2 separate regions of the Mus musculus genome follow, and region 1 is linked to region 2. Evidence: chromatin loops called from intact Hi-C (ENCODE). Cell type or tissue: left cerebral cortex. All regions are shown on one strand. Region 1 has its middle 7.3 kb from the start of Tmem150cos. Region 2 overlaps Sec31a (Sec31 homolog A (S. cerevisiae)).

Region 1 (2,500 bases), 300 kb after region 2:
GAAAAATTAAAAACATTTCCCAGACATACCTACAGGAGGGTCTGGAACTGAGTTACTCAGTGAGATGTAAAACACTCTAAGGTCACTAAAATGCAAGTGTTTGGAGAGGTTGTAATAAGCAGGCTTGTACCCCACTTCTTGGCCAGCTTCATGGGTTAGCCATTGCTGTGACAACCGTGGCGGTTCCCAAACTCACCACTGTGGGGCTTCCTGGGGTGGTTCCCCTAACTGTCCCTCCTCTAAGCCTTCCATTGGTTTATGTAAAAACGCCTTATTCCTTTGTGGTCAAAATACCTGAGTGAGACCTTAAGAGATGGAGCATCAGCAAAGAGCGCTTGCTGCCCTTGAAGAACACCTACGTGTAGTTCCCAGCATCTACCTCAAGTGGCCCACAACTCCCCGTAACTCCAGTTTCAGATCTGATGCCATCTTCTGGCCTCCACCCACAAGCACATGATGGCACACACACACACACACACACACACACACACACACGCGCGTACTAAATCTTTTTTAAAAACACCCAAGCGCTTTCTGCTTCCAACTCTCTCCTCTCATAGGTCTTCCTATAGCAACCCATTCTCCATCAAACACAATTTAAGTCACCCAGTCCCGCTCAGAATTCCCCAGTAGCTTCCGACCACATCTAGAGTACAGGCTAAGAATTTCACTAGGATCCAACAACCTAATGGTCAGGCCTCTTCTGTAGACCTCTCTAACTGTATTCAGCCACGGGGCTCCCTAGTCCCCAGTCCCAGCACTTCTACCTAAATCTCTACATTTAATCCACACACAGTGTTCTCTCCCCTTCTCTATCTGGTCTCCCATGATTAGGTTACAAGCCCTGCCCGCCCTCCCAGACCTTACTTTGTCTTTGTTTGGTTTCCTAACATCTCTAGAGGATATGCATGCTGACCATAGGGACAATGTGCCCTCATGTCAGCCCAGGACTCACGTCTTGACAGAATAAACCTGAGAGAAACTCAAGGGCAGATTTTACTCATTACTCTATCAGCAACAACTGCGGGATTTTTGATTTGTTTTGAGACAGAGCTCACGTGGCCTTGGCTACCAGCCTGGAACTCCCTATGTAAACCAGGCTGGCCCCTGCCAGGGATTGTAACTGCAAGTCACCAGGCCGAGCTCTGCAAATTATTGTTGAACATTACTGAGGATGGTATAATATGGACATCAAGGCACAGGTGGTAGTATAGCAAACTGTTATGGGACATAGTATATTTAATTATTTTTTTATAGGAGTAAAAAAAAAAAAATTCCTGAAAACAAGCCCCTTTAAACACTGCTGCTAAAACTTGTCTACCCAAAAGGAATGTATTTTTTAAAATGTGTTTGATACAGGAGAGGAAAGGGGATTAGCGGGTGGGTTGTGGTTGGTATTACTGCCAAAACTTTGTCTAACTCCTCTGCTCTTGCAATAGCCTGTTACTGGCTTTTAAAGATAAATGAACTGTTAGTCATGTCCCTGCTCCCTCCCTGTTCCCACCTGATGCCTTTCAACGGGGCTGTGGGGAAGCAGCACCACCTGCTGGGCAGAGCCGGTCCTGCACCCACACAGGCATTTAAGGCCCTGCTGTCAACCAACCCTGGAAACATCAGTGACTCTCAGCCACCAAAGCCAGCCTAAACAGCAGACCTCTCAGCTCCAGAATTGCTGATTAGAGCCAGCTTCTGAGATTTCTCTCCCTCAAACTACGGTAAAACACTGGAAGTCAGTGCTACTGAGGGAAAAACACCAAAATATATCTAGCTTGACAAGGAGTCCCTTGCCCCCGGCTATAAACAGAGAGACCGGGAAAAACCCAAATGTTATCACACACATCTGACTGCATGTATGCCTGTGGACCACACGAGAGCCTGGTGCAGGGAGAGGCGTCAGATGTCCTGGGATCAGAATTAGATGGTTGTGAGCCACCGCAAGGAATCAAACTCCAGTCCTCTGCAAGGACCACTGAGCCATCTCCGGCCCCTTAAAGATGTTTTTGATTTTTGTTTTTAATTTTGACTTATTGTTGTTGTTTGGCTGGTTTTTTGTTTGAGTAGCCTTGGAGATCCTGAAACTACTCCTATAGGCAAGCTGGCCTGGAACAGAGTTCCTACCTTTGCCACAATTAAAGGCTTTCCTCCAGGGCTGGGATTAAAGAGATGTGCCACCACACCAGGCTGTCTCTCAAGTCCTTACTTTTCTAATTGCTGTTATTAAAGGATAATCTGTCTGCCATCTGCCCATGAACTTGTCTACAAATATATATGTACGCATGAAGTGAATCCTTTCGTTGGATGTGATTTCACCATTTACAAATTATTCCCATTTCTATGACTTAACATGAATTTATTCTATTTCCTAGTGACAAAACCTGAATCAATGTAACATTTTTTCCTGTCCCCTTCCTCCTCATATTTCCAAGACTTTACCCCTTATCCAATGCATCCCCCCAAAATGATTCCTACACCATTTTCTTAATTACAAAAATAACTATTT
Region 2 (2,500 bases):
TGAGGCCATTGCTGCTGCCATTCACTACAGTCAGTTTGGACCTTTCGATCACTCAGAACGTTCTGAGCAAGATAGTATAGGCAAAATGCAGCTTTCTCATATAATAGCTTAAAAAAATAAACACCAATTCCATTTCAGAGACTGCAAGGCTATTTGGTGAGACTTGATCCCAAATATAATTTTCCTTTTTACTCTGTTCTCATTTTCCAGGGAGAAAATCCCCCACCTCCAGGTTTCATAATGCAGGGCAATGTCATTCCAAACCCTGCTGCCCCGCTGCCCACGGCTCCAGGCCACATGCCCAGCCAGCTGCCACCTTACCCACAGCCGCAGCGTAAGTAACCAGGGTGCCTGCCTCCCCTCATTGCCTAGCCGCCACAAAACCATGCTCAGTCAGTTTTGACAGATAAAATCAGGGGGCTAGGGTGTCACTCAGTGCCAGGGGGCTCCCTTAGAGTGTTCAGTTTCTAGCACCCACAGAGAGTGGGGAGGTGGGGAATAGACACAAGAGAGACACACACTGACATGCTCACCCACACACAAGATACAGGGCACCCACATGCTCACCCACACACAGAGTACAGGGCACCCACACATTCACCCACACAGAAGATACAGGGCACCCACACACACCCATGCTCACCCACACACAAGATACAGGGCACCCACATGCTCACCCACACACAGCGTACAGGGCACCCACACATTCACCCACACAGAAGATACAGGGCACCCACACACTCACCCATGCTCACCCACACGAAAGTACAGGGCACCTACACACAACCCCACAGAAGATACAGAGTACCCACACACTCACCCCTGCACACACACAAAGTACAGGGCACCTACACACACCCACACAGACTCTTTGCATCCTGATGCATGGTAGTGTATGCTTTGCAGCAACGAACAAATGATGCTGTCTTGTGCCACGCCCAGACTTTATGTGTGTGCACTCTTAGATTTGTATATTCTGTGGACTTTGACAAAGGGAGCAGTTACACTTGAAAAAAGAAGTGCAATTAGGAGTGGGGATGCAGGCAGGCCGTCAGTCCCATCCATGGTGGGTAGAGGCAGACTAACTGTTTCACATCTACAAAGAACCTAAGTAAAATGGGGGAATTATAAGGTTAAATAACTATTAAAAATTTAGAACCAAGGGTCTAAACAACTATTAAAAAAAGCCAAGACCCCCTAACCACTGATCCAGATGAGGGCTTCTGAGCTGCAGGGATTCTTCACGTAAATCTACATTTCATGCAGTGCTGTGCTGTTTCTGGGTAGCAGATGCCCCGGGTGTACACTGCAGGGCCTCTTCCTGCCTCTCTCCCTGCCCTGCCTATGCAGTGTTAGCCTCTGTCAGGAGGGTTGAGTGAGGGTGGAGGCTGAAGTCAAGCTACCAACAAACTATAGGGTTTTCCAGAAAAGTACTGGCCTTGTGTCCACAAGTCCTCATGGCTCCATCTGGTGGCTCATAGCTGTCTCTGCAGTCTTCCCAGGAACAGGCGCTCTCAGAGAAGGGCCAGTCCTGTCGGCTCTTAGACCTGATGGCCCATGTTTCTCAGAGGAAGCGTGCTAAGGCTTTGTCTTATTACTGTTTTTTCTTTATTTTTGAGATGCTGCAGGTGGAACCCAGGTTTCCCATGCTAGGCAAGTGCTCTGTCACTGAGCTACACCCCTATCAGGAGTGCTAGCTTTGGTCTTACTGTTATAAGATTAATGATTAAAACCATCTTCCTATGATACCGTTACTTGTTCTTCCTACTTCCGTGTGAGTAAGTATGTAACTAACGAAGGATTTCTGTTTCTTCCCCTTGATGTAGCTTACCAGCCAGCCCAGCAGTATTCCTTCGGAACAGGGGGGGCAGCAGCTTATCGACCTCAACAGCCTGTTGCTCCTCCTGCTTCTAACGCTTACCCTAACACCCCGTACATATCTCCTGTGGCTTCCTATTCTGGGCAGCCTCAGATGTACACAGCCCAGCAAGCCTCCTCACCTACCTCCAGCTCTGCTGCTTCTTTCCCCCCTCCCTCCTCTGGAGCATCCTTCCAGCATGGCGGACCAGGAGCTCCACCATCATCTTCAGCTTATGCACTGCCTCCTGGAACAACAGGTACACCGCCTGCTGCCAGTGAGCTGCCTGCGTCCCAAAGAACAGGTCTGCGCTTGGAAGGGGTCTGCTTGGGCCTCCTGTTTCATGAGCAGAGGGGTGGCTGGAGGGGTGGTATTTCCAAGTGTTTGTGAACTGAATAACATGGGGTATTGGTTGAATTTTTAATAACAAATTCTAAAACTTTGCATGAGTGTGAGACCCCCTATAATGAATGTCAGCTACTAAATGAAGAGAACAGACTAGCGCTTTCAAACACTAAGACTGTATAACCCACTGCTGCATGTACTTTAAAAGGTAGAAAATTAGTTGGCAAGATGAATGACAGTTGAAATCGGATTTAGTGGGTACTGTTATGTGAAATACAGAACTTTAGAGGGCATAGC

What was found. A loop is a pair of places that touch in the nucleus more often than their neighbours do. Peaks named below come from ENCODE experiments on the same cell type or tissue, not always from the same donor. Only the 100,000 strongest peaks of a DNase experiment are listed, where the experiment ranks them.
Region 1: it touches region 2 in a loop (3-fold over the local background); 2 of 42 quality-filtered maps call a loop at or near these places.

What each region holds. Positions count from the first base shown.
Region 1 is chr5:100,069,440-100,071,939 of GRCm38, reverse strand. No RefSeq gene overlaps it. Among named protein-coding and RNA genes, the nearest start is that of Tmem150cos, 7.3 kb to the left of the region's middle. In left cerebral cortex, CTCF peaks have their summits at 187 and 1,545 (motif pointing left); DNase peaks (open chromatin) are centred at 173 and 1,544.
Region 2 is chr5:100,373,042-100,375,541 of GRCm38, reverse strand. Sec31a (Sec31 homolog A (S. cerevisiae)) reads left to right here. Exons shown (of 28, transcript NM_026969.1): 21 at 211-334; 22 at 1,827-2,162. Among named protein-coding and RNA genes, the nearest start is that of Sec31a, 42 kb to the left of the region's middle. In left cerebral cortex, a CTCF peak has its summit at 1,479 (motif pointing left); a DNase peak (open chromatin) is centred at 1,469.